Linked DNA regions of Homo sapiens: region 1 is linked to region 2. The links are chromatin contacts, found by Hi-C or POLR2A ChIA-PET in ENCODE. All regions are on one chromosome and are shown on one strand. Each heading gives the region's core, a stretch centred on a gene start or an enhancer-like site at or near the end of the contact. The rest is flanking DNA. Distances are from core to core; before and after follow the strand shown. Region 1 holds the start of ZC3H18 (zinc finger CCCH-type containing 18). Region 2 holds the start of SLC22A31 (solute carrier family 22 member 31).

What was found. A loop is a pair of places that touch in the nucleus more often than their neighbours do. ChIA-PET counts read pairs that join two places held with the same protein, here RNA polymerase II (POLR2A). Pooled maps may share reads with other maps.
Region 1: a pooled map shows a loop between it and region 2 (4-fold over the local background). The contact joins the promoter of ZC3H18 here to the promoter of SLC22A31 in region 2. A Hi-C loop is called at or near these places in 11 of 168 maps with a recorded cell type or tissue (CD4-positive, alpha-beta T cell, CD4-positive, alpha-beta memory T cell, CD8-positive, alpha-beta T cell and 6 more), 12 of 37 single-sample maps with no recorded cell type and 31 of 50 pooled maps. POLR2A ChIA-PET finds 5 or more read pairs at or near these places in 8 of 52 experiments (CD4-positive, alpha-beta T cell, CD4-positive, alpha-beta memory T cell, GM10248 and 5 more).

Annotation. Positions count from the first base shown.
Region 1 is chr16:88,566,678-88,572,079 of GRCh38, reverse strand. ZC3H18 (zinc finger CCCH-type containing 18) reads right to left here and starts at 1,677. Exons shown (of 18, transcript NM_144604.4): 1 at 1,514-1,677. RefSeq lists enhancers at 1,087-1,136, 2,227-2,276, 2,387-2,496 and silencers at 1,407-1,476, 1,657-1,986.
Region 2 is chr16:89,198,422-89,204,232 of GRCh38, reverse strand. It overlaps SLC22A31 (solute carrier family 22 member 31), which reads left to right and starts at 3,696. Exons shown (of 9, transcript NM_001384763.1): 1 at 3,696-3,755; 2 at 4,417-4,520; 3 at 4,666-4,820; 4 at 5,042-5,210; 5 at 5,436-5,581; 6 at 5,683-5,791. The coding sequence starts at 3,732. RefSeq lists a silencer at 2,540-2,629 and enhancers at 2,922-3,544, 4,793-5,416.

The DNA of each region.
Region 1 (5,402 bases), core at 428-2,927, 630 kb after region 2:
TACCAACCACGTAAGTAAACTTTTGGTCAAACCTGGAGGGTGACTATTGAATAAGACTGATTTTCCCATATGACTACATTTTTACTACCACAACAGGAGTTCTAAAGAGATTCTGGCAAAGAAGCACCGATGAAATACAAGCACATTTTGGGACAATTACTTTCAACAGAGCAGTACCTATTTGAATGCCTAAGTTCTGGTACATCTGGTTAAAATTCTGACTCATAACCTCATGGACTTAAAATATCTAAATGAACGTTATCAAGGTTGGTGACAGACCCCACGTGCAAAGTGACCAAGCGTGACCACTAAACTCCTTGATAAAGAGGTACTCACCTTGAGATGCTCTGTAGCTGTGACAAAATACAAATCTCTGTAAACACGATGTAGGCCATAGGTTAACTTACCTGTTTGCTTTCTGGAGTGACTCCACAAAGCTTTCTTACAATATTTCAGCATGTCCCACCTACAACGGGAGAGGAGTTTCCGGCTTTGGGACACATTTGACTGGTTCCAGGGCTGGCTGGGCTCCATACTGCCCTTAGATAGTAAAATTATCAGGAAAAGACTCTCCTCCCAAAGCTGGGAAGCGGGATTCAGCCGAGGTCAAACCTCACCCGGATAATCCCAACTACTGAACGGGAAAGGACTACTCTACAGACAACAGGCTGGAGGTGAGTCTAACAGGAGACATGATGAGCACCTTGCTACACCCCAAACGGTACTTCAGATGCCAAACACTCTCTTCTTCCATTTTCCCAAATGGGTCTGAAGAATGACCTACTCTTGCAAATGAGTTAGCGTTGTTCGAACAAAGCTCATTTAAAACGGCCACTCTACCCGGCAAACTCAGTTGTCATAAAGTATTCAGGAAAAATGTTTGGCAGGAGTAAGGCTGTTAAGTTTCAGTTCTTCCAGCATTATAGCTGCAGTTGGTCTATATAAAGGACCCAGCACCTCTGATCTCCTAATCCAAGGGGCAAGGAAGTTACATACTCCTAAGAGACCGGCGCGCGTCTTGGGGCAATCACTGCGCCCAACCTGTGCACACTTTGAAGCTGCGGAGCAAGTTCCAGGAGGTTCATAAAGAGCTCAAAGTTCTCCGAAGAGCCCAGCAGCAGCCCGGGATGACCTACTCTGGAGGTGAATCTGGGCGCCTCTCACCGCCCCTTAGCCGGCGGCACACATGTGCCACGCGAGTGGCCCGGAAGAGAAATGACAGCTTCAGGAAAATAAACTCTGCCGCGGGGCGCGGAGGCAGCGCGCGAGGAGCTCGGGCGCCCAGGGCGCCCCAGGACCGCGGGGCCGGCTTACGGACGGAACTCGGGGTGGTGCCTGTCTCAAGGTCCCCTTCCCTGGGCCCGAGGGCCACGCTTCGGCCGGTGGGTCCGCACGGCCGGAGGCGCGCCGGGCTCCCGGGCCTCCCTCCCGCGGCCGCCGCCGCCGCCTCGGCGGCCTCCTCCTCCCGCCGCCGCCGGCCCGGCCTCCCGCCGCCCTCCCGGCCCCAGCTAACCTCAGCGCTAGGGCGGAGAGGAGGCCACGGCTCCCCTGGAGTCGGAGCGGCGTGGAGAAGACGTCCCTTGGCCCTTCCGCTCTTCACAGGTTCTGGCTCCAGGCTCGACACGGGCGGAACAAACGGGCTCCACTACCCGCGGGGGCCGGCCATTGTGCGACGTCATCAGGCCGCGACGGTAGTCCTACGGCCGGCGGGCTTCCCTCCCTCGCCCCGCCCCCTCCAGCTTCCTTCCGGCCTCCGCGCGGTTCCGCCCCCGCAGCGCGCGCCCGGACCCGCGCGAGCCAGCCGAACCCCCGCTACAGCGCAGGCGCCACGGGGAGTTCGCTTCTCAGGCGGCGGGCGTGCGGATCCGCGCCTGCGCACAGAGCTCCCCGCGGCCGCCGGGTCACGTGACGGGGCTCCGGCTGGGCCGGCGGGTTCTTCATCCCCGGGGATGATCGAGTTCATCAAAGTGGAAAACTTAAGGCGGTCTTCGTCGGGCTGATACTTCCTGCTTTATTGAATGTTGATATTAAATGCTTACCTCCGGAATTATTTTTTGAGGTATCGACTTTAGATTAAAAGCCTAACAATTCTTACCTTTCCCGTGGGCTGCCTGGCTCCCCGCGCGGTTCAACGCGAGCAGCGCCAGTGAGGGGACCTGTCGCGTGTCCTGCTCAGCGCGGTGTCCCACGGGCGCGTCCACAGCCCGGGGCGTCCAGGGGCTGCAGCGGTGCGAGCTGCTCTAGAGACGGAGGGCCCGGCCGGAGACCAGGGGCCGGCGGTTTCATCCTGCGCTGACCCTTGCCAACGACGTGGCTGGTCCTGGGGATCACAGGGCTTCGCTCATCCCATCTTCCTCCATATCCCCAAGGTGGAAACAAGGGGGCGAGATGTCCACAAACTGAGGAACAGACAAAATGCTGGCTGTCCATGCAGTGGAGTGTGAGTCAGTCATCAAGAAGAGTGAAGTTCAGACCCATGCCACAACATGGGTGAACCTTGGAAACATACTAAGTAAAGCAAGCCAATCGCAAAAGGACAAAACCTGTGCGACTCCATGCTATGGACCGAGTTCTGTCCCCCTAACATTTGTATGTGAAGCCTTAATCCCCAATGTGACTGTGTTTGCAGAAAGGGCCTTTAGAGAAGTAATTAAGGTTAAATGAGATTATAAGGGTGGGGTCCTGATCTGATAGGATTAGTGTCCTTGGAAGAGGTACCACAGGCCTGGCACTGTGGCTCACACCTGTAATCCTAGCACTTTGGGAGTCCAAGGTGGGAGGACCACCTCCTCCAGGAGTTTGAGACCAGCCTGGGCAACAAAGCAAGACCCCTGTCTCTACAAAAAAATTAACAGGGCACCGTGGTGCGTGCCTGTAGTCCCAGCAACTTGTTATGGTTACGTAAGAGGAATGTGAATTCAACCCTGGTGATTTTGGGTCGTGTCAGGAGCAGCCCTGCGACACCAGTTGGCACCTTCTGCAGACTCTATGTGTCGATAAGACAAGGTCCCACCCAGCAAGTGCCCTTTTCTCAGCTGATGAACATAAGCCTGCATGGACGTTACTGTCCATGGAAAGGAGCGGCCGGCACCGGCTGTGACAGACACGTGCCTGTCTGCGATCTGAGTTTCATGAACAGTAAACTCTGTTGGTCACAGCCTCTTTGGAAAACAATGTTAGTTAAAAGAAGTGCCCTGTGACCAGCAGTGCCACCCTCGACAGGGTTCTCCAAGTGGGACCCGGGCAAGCAGCCTCAGTATCACTAGGGGTTGTTAGCAATGTGCCTTCCTGGGCTCTGCCCCAGAGTGGCCGCACCAGTGACTGGGAGTGAGGTCCCAGGGCCCTGTGGTCCATGAAGAGCTCTCAGGGGATTCTGATGCCCAGTGGTACAGGTGGGCCACCGGACTGGGGTGTCATCTGCCCGTGGGCATGAGACATGAACAAGGACATAGCAGGTCTGTTAGTAGTCATAACTAAAAGAACAAAGGAGCCGGGCACGGTGGCTCATGCCTGTAATCCCAGCACTTTGGGAGGTCGAGGCGGGCAGATCGCGAGGTCAGGAGATCGAGACCATGCTGGCTAACACAGTGAAACCCCGTCTCTACTAAAAATACAAAAAATTAGCCGGGCGTGGTGGCGGGCGCCTGTAGTCCCAGCTACTCGGGAGGCTGAGGCAGGAGAATGGCATGAACCCGGGAGGCGGAGTTTGCAGTGAGCCCAGATCATGCCACTGCACTCCAGCCTGGGCAACAGAGCGAGACTCCGTCTCAAGAAAAAAAAAGAACAAAGGAAAAAACCAGAAAACCACCCAGATGTTGATGAGCAGATGATTGTACTGTTGTAATAGTAATCTGGTACAACATTTGCAACATCGCGGTTGTTAAAAATGCTAACGCATGAACCTCCAGTGTGTATACACAGATATAAATAAACGGGTGAAGACCATCTGTGAGGTTGCATGACAAAGGCAAGTGCAGAAGCAGACAGGGTGGGCACATTTCTTTTCTTTCTTTCTTTCTTTTTTTTTTTTTTTGAGACAGAGTCTCACTCTGTCGCCCAGGCTGGAGTGCAGTAGCGCCATCTCGGCTCCCTGCCACCTCCGCCCCCTGGGTTCAAGCGATTCTCCTGCCTCAGCCTCCCGAGTAGCTGGGACTACAGGCGCCCGCCACCACGCCCGGCTAATTTTTTTGTATTTTTAGTGGAGACGGGGTTTCACCGTGTTAGCCAGGACGGTCTCGATCTTCTGACCTCGTGATCCTCCCGCCTCGGCCTCCCAAAGTGTTGGGATTACAGGCGTGAGCCACTGCGCCCGGTCCACGTTTCTATCAAATTGAAATCATGAGCGGTTTTGCTGAGGGTGTGGGGCACCCAGAGCCTGCGGCCTGTGCTCGAGTGAAAATGGTGGCCCCGCTCCAGAAGCCTGCGACGGCGCTCACGGAACCGCAGCCTTCGTGCGGCGGCACCTGGGCCGTGCTACTCCTCTGTGACTTCCCGGAAGAGATGAGCTGCTACGTCCAGCAAAAGGCACATCCAAGATCGTTCACCCCAGCATGACTCGTTACACTCCGGACTAGAAGGAACCCCAAGGTGCTTCAGTGACAGAACGATGAACCAGCTGGGGTGTAACCCCCATGCAATGGAATATCGTACAGGAACGAAAAGGACACGCTACCCCTACAAGCAACATGGATCTCAGAGGCAGGATGTTGCGCAGAAGAAACCAGACACAAATGCTTCGGCTCGTGTTGCTGCGACTCATTACAGGCAGCCGAATCTGCGGTGATGGGGGCCCCAGGAGCAGTGACCAGGAGGCAGTGCCACGGAGCCTGCGGTGGGGGCTGATAGTCAGTAGCGTGACCTGGTTGGGATGTTCTGTTTTTAAGCTGGAGTCCATCATGTTTGTTTATTTGTTCATTTCGTAGAGGTGGGGGTCTTGTAGAGGTGGGGGTCTCACTCTGTTGCCCAGGCTGGTCTCAAACTCTGGGCCTCAAGCGATCCTCCCACCTTGGCCTTCCAAAGTGCTGGGATTACAGGTGTGAGCCACTGCATAAGGCCGTTATTGTTATTAGTGCTTAAAAATATTTAGTAAACATTTTATTTAGCCTAAAAACCATTCAGAGAGCAGAGGCTGGATGGAACACGGCGTGCCAGGCGGTGAGAGCACAGACCCTCCTCTTCCAGAGCAGGAAGTGGGTAAATGACTTTTAAGCCTCATTTCTGGGGTGGCAAAACTCTTCTGTATGAAGAAGTACAAATATGTAATGTCCCATAATGGCAGCTATGGGACGTTACGTATTTGCCAAAACCCACATAACGCACAACGCCAAGAGTGAACTGTAATGTAAACTGTGGACTTAAGTCAATGATCGTGTCCCGATACGGGCTGGTTGGTTGTGATGCAG
Region 2 (5,811 bases), core at 2,447-4,946:
AGCAAACATAGGGCAAAAGCTTCATGACACGAGACCTGGCAATGATTTCCCAGATATGACACCCAAGGCACATGCCAGAAAAGGAAAAACAGACTGACCTTCATGAAAATGAAAAAATTTTGTGCATCAAAAGACAATATCAACACAGTAAAAGAGCTACTCGCAGAATGGGAGAAAATATTTGGAAATCATATATATAATAATGGATTAATATCTAGAACAAAGAGAGAACTGCTAATGCTCAATAACAACAACAACAAAAAGGAACAGCCCAATTCAAAAATGGGCAAAGGACTTGGACAGATATTTCTCCAAAGAAGATATACAAATGACCAATAAGCACATGAAAACATGTTCAATATCACTAATCATTAGGAAAAAGCAAATGAAAACTACAATGAAATACCATCCCATACCCATTATTAGGATGACTACCATCAAAAAAACCCAGAAAATAACAATGTAGGTGAGGATGGGAGAAATCGGTACCTTGCTGCTGGAAATGTACAATGGTGCAGTCACTGTAGAAACAGTATGGTGATTCCTGAAAAAGTTAAAAATAGAACTACCCTCTGATTCAGCAATTCCATTTCTAGGTATATACATTGAAAATAATTCAAAGCAGGGTGTCAAGGAGATATTTATATTTCATGTTCATAACAGCATTATTCACAATTGCCAAAAGGTGGAAGCAACCTAGTTTACAGAAACAGATGAATGGGTAAACCAAATGTGACATATCCATACAATGGAGTATTATTCTGCCTTTAAAAAGAAGGAAATTCTAACATATGGAAAGATATGAATGAATCTTGAGGACATTATGCCAAATGAAATAAACCGTTCACAAAAAGAAAAATGCCGTGTGATTCCACTTCTAAGAGATACTTAGCTTAGTCAAAATCACACACAGAATACAGAATGCTAGTTCCCTGGGGCGAGGAGGAGGGGCTATGGGGAGTTACTATGTAACGGGCATCGAGTTTCTGTTTTACAAGGTGAACAGAGTTAAGGAGCTGGATGGGGGTGACGGCTGCACCATAGTGTGAATGTATTTGATACCACTGAACTGCACACTTAAAATGGTTAAGATGATACATTTTGTTGTGCTTTATCACAATAAAATAACTGAAACAAACCGGAACATGGGTGTTGGCAAGGATGTCGGGGAACGAGCACCCTTCTGTATTGCTGGTGGTGAAATCGAACCGCCGCTGCGGAAAACCGTTCTGCGGTTTCACAAACAGTTCACACCCTAAGGCCCAGCTATTCATGCCTAGGTATACACCAAAGATAAATGGAAACAGGCACCCAAATACTTGTACGAAAATGTTCATCGTGTCACTGGACGCAAAAGGCAAAAAGTGGAAACAACCCACTGTCCATCAACAGAGGAAGAGAGAAACGTGTGGGCTCCATCCACGGAATATTATTCACTCCTGAAAAGGAACGCGGGTCTGATCCCCGCTCCACCGGGGACGAACCTTGAAGACGCGATTCTAAGCGAAAGACGCCGGAACACAAAAGGCCACAGCACGTAGGGCTCCATTGAACGGAGGTCAGAACAGGCTGGTCCGCGGAGCAGGGCGGGGGCTGCAGGGCCCTGGAGGGGCGCGGAGAGCGGCCGCCGACGGGCGGGCTCTGCTCGGGTAGAAGCTGTTCCGGAGCCCGAGAAGGTGCTGGTCCCGCAACACTGTTGGGGGGGCCCCGCTGAGCTGAGCCTTGCGACCCGGTTTATGTGACGTGAGTTCCACCTCAATCTAAGTGTGAGGAAGCGAACAGCGTTCTGAAACGCAGAAACGTGCCCATTCGAATTGTTAACGCGAGCGCAGAGCCCACTGACAAAGCAAAATAAGACAAACCGGGAGTCAGAAAACTCAGCGACCCACAGGATCCACCGTGATGTTTCCCACAAATGTTACCGCGAAAACAGTCGGACTTGAAAATAAACGCGACCTACCTGGTTCTCGGAAGGGGAGAAGGATCCGGGCGAAAGGCGTCAGTTCTCCCTCGCTCGCCCCGTAGACGCAGCGCAGGCCCCGAGCTCCCGAGCGGCGGTTTCAGAACCCGCGGGTCACCCGGGAGCTCCTCCCGCAGTACCAGCCGAAAGCTCCCAGCGCCGAGGAGGGCGGGCGGCTGCCCTCCCCGACCTCGCCCCGCCCGCGCGGACGCCCCCGGCCCCACGCGGGGACCACCCCGGGACGCCGGCCGGAGCCCGCGCGCCCCCGGGCAACCTGAGTGCACCTGCGCCGCGAGGGCACCTGAGCGCTCCCGGCCACGCCCCTGCCACGCCCCCGGCCCCCACGTGCCGCCCTCACGGGGCCCCGCCCCCTCGCGGTTCGGCCGCAAGCCCCGCCTCTCAACCTTCCCGCCCCTCAACCTCCCCGCCCTATGCCCCAGATCGGGCCCCGCCCCTTTACGCCTTAGGCCCCGCCCTCACACCGCCCGCCCCCACACCCCGCCTCCACTGGACTCAGGCTCCGCCCCTTAATGCCTCGCCCCAAAGCCCCGCCCCAGGAGCCCGCCCTGGTCCAGGCCCCGCCCCGTCCCGAGCGCAGCCTGCGACCGATGGAGCAGGAGGCGCGGGTGCTGAGAGCTGCGGGCGGCTTTGGCCGGGCCCGGCGCCTGCTGGCCTCCGCCTCGTGGGTACCCTGCATAGTGCTGGGGCTGGTGCTGAGCTCCGAGGAGCTGCTTACCGCGCAGCCCGCGCCCCACTGCCGACCGGACCCCACGCTGTTGCCCCCAGCGCTGCGCGCCCTGCGCGGACCCGCGCTGCTGGACGCCGCCATCCCGCGCCTGGGGCCCACGCGAGCCGCGAGCCCCTGCCTGCTCCTGCGCTACCCCGATCCCGCGCCCTGCACCCGCCCCGGGCCCGCGCCCCGCGCCCGCACGCAACGGCACCCGGCCCTGCACACGCGGCTGGCTCTACGCGCTGCCCGGCGCCGGCCTCCTGCAAAGCCCGGTCACCCAGGTGCGCCCCCGTCCCTGCTGCCCCGCAGCCCTCCCCGCCCCCAGCCCGCCGAGGCCCTGGGTGTCCTTTCTCCATCCTACCTGGCGCCTCTGACCCGGGCCCCCCGGCCGTCCTCCTGGGCTTCCTGCTCCGGGGCGGCCGCCGGCCCGACGGTGCCGCAGACGGGCGCGCACGGGCCGGACCCGCGGAGAGGGGCCGGGCGGGGGCTGAATCTGGGCCTGGGAGCTGCCAGGCGCGGGGCGGCCTGGGGCGCTGGAGGATTGGAGCCGAAGGCGCCGGTGGGGGAGCAGGGCCTGGAATTTGCTTCAGGACCACCAGCGTCTTCAGCAGACCGTGGCTTTGGGCTGGCTTTCCAAGGCAGAGTCTCTGCTTGGAGGGACTGACGTGGTCAGCACAGACTGGGGAAGGTGGGCTTCCCATCAGTGAGGTGCGCAGAGGCTGGGCTAGAGACTGCATTGCCTGAAGGGAAACCTTGACGATCTGCGTGAGAAGAGATGGGGAGGCGGGCGGCAGGGACCTCCAGGCCCCTTTCATGCCTTTCCGCGCTGGGGCTGAGACCTGCACACCCCTGAGGCAGCCTTTACCCCGAGGCCCCCATCCCCCATCCTGGGAGGACTGGCCCCAGTGTGGAAACTGGAACGGGGTTGCCACATCTTCACAAGGGCTGCCTGGGGCCCTGGAACCCGCCGGGCTTCTCTCTCCACCCTGCTCCCTCCCACCTCCCACCTGCCCTCCTCCTGTTTGGTGCCTGGATCCAGGAATGCCCCATCAGCTTTCCCAAAACGTCAGGTTTGAAAGTAAAATCTCGGGCATAGCACGGCCCCCAGCAGTAGATTAAGCTTGCCAAGAAGACCCAGGAACCGGAAGGGGTGGGGGGAGGCGCAGAGCTGAGGTCAAGGGTCAAGGGCCTCACCGGGAAATGCCGCTGAGCACAGCTCTCCAGCCGCTGCCCGAGTCCCTCTTGAAATGGGCAGGGCAGGGAGGGCGTGGGTACCAGCGCAGGTGCTGGGGTTCATTTCTTAGGCCTGTGTCATGGCTATGACCCTTGGCCGGCTGGGGTGGGGGCTGTGTCTATGACGCCACCAAGGCCCTGGGTGTCCCCGGGGTCCCTCGGAATAGGAGGTGGAAACGGGTCGGACAAGAGCTGGCCGTGGGGGAAGAGCAATGGTGTGCGGAGGTGGGGGAGGCCCTATCTAGGGACAAGCAGAAAACTTAGGGTGGGCAGATCCCCCCGACCCCTGTGCAGGGGCTGCCGGAGACCAGAGAGGCTGCTGTGTGACCTGGACCAAGCCCCTTGCCCTCTCATGCCTCAGTTTCCCCTTCTCTCCACGGAGGGATTGAGCAGGACATGGAGGGCCCCTTCCAGTAGCCATTCTGGGACTCCCTGCACCTGTCCCCAGGGGAGGGTCCTGAGCTGGCCTCCACGTGGCTGCTGTTCCCCATAGTGGAACCTTGTGTGTGGAGACGGCTGGAAGGTCCCGCTGGAGCAGGTGAGCCACCTCCTGGGCTGGCTGCTGGGCTGTGTCATCCTGGGAGCAGGCTGTGACCGGTGAGGCCCCTTCCCTTTTCCTGCTGCCCAGCAGCCCTCCCCTCCGCCCACTCTCAGGGTTCAGCTAGACCTGGTGCTGCCAGGATGAAGGTTGGACCCTGGGTTATCCTGACCCTGTCCAAGCATGTCCCCCGCTGCCCACCAGGTTTGGACGCCGGGCAGTTTTTGTGGCCTCCCTGGTGCTGACCACAGGCCTGGGGGCCAGTGAGGCCCTGGCTGCCAGCTTCCCTACCCTGCTGGTCCTGCGCCTACTCCACGGGGGCACATTGGCAGGGGCCCTCCTCGCCCTGTATCTGGCTCGTGAGTACCCTGGGGGCTGCTGTCACTGGGGGAGGGGCAGTGGGTGGCCCGCAGGCCTCTGAGGCTCCCTTGCCGAGGGCCCCGAGCTGCAGGGACAGTGAGCAGTGAGTCCCTTGGGCATCCCGCTCCTGGGCAGGTCACCAATAGGTCCCCGCAGTTCCCAATGGAACTGTTCCAGTCCTCCCCGAGGCCTCCACTTCAACCTGTCTGTGTCTGCCCAGGCCTGGAGTTGTGTGACCCTCCCCACCGCCTGGCCTTCTCCATGGGGGCTGGCCTTTTCTCGGTGGTGGGCACCCTGCTGCTGCCCGGCCTGGCTGCGCTTGTGCAGGACTGGCGTCTTCTGCAGGGGCTGGGTGCCCTGATGAGTGGACTCTTGCTGCTCTTTTGGGGGTAAGTGTGGTGGGAGCTGGGCCAGCAGCCCTCATCGGGGCTGACTATGTAGCTTCCCTCTGCACCGACGTATCCCATGCCAGGTAAACGCATGGGTTACAGGGTCACAGAGAACTACAGTGATGTCCTGCCCCTGAGCCTGGGGGTGGGGTGGGGGCCCTGGCCTTTGCCTCTCCTTCCAGGAGGAGGTGGAGGGAGCCGTGGGCATCCTCACCAACGCTGCAGGTTCCCGGCCCTGTTCCCCGAGTCTCCCTGCTGGCTGCTGGCCACAGGTCAGGTAGCTCGAGCCAGGAAGATCCTGTGGCGCTTTGCAGAAGCCAGTGGCGTGGGCCCCGGGGACAGTTCCTTGGAGGAGAACTCCCTGGCTACAGGTCAGGCGCCTACCAGGGAGGAGGGAGATTCAGGTACTGGAGGAGGGCTTCGGAGAGGCACAGCTCCTCACCCCCCTCCCCTCACATCTCTGCGGCTACAGAGCTGACCATGCTGTCTGCACGGAGCCCCCAGCCCCGGTACCACTCCCCACTGGGGCTTCTGCGTACCCGAGTCACCTGGAGAAACGGGCTTATCTTGGGCTTCAGCTCGTGAGTCGAGGAAGGGCTGG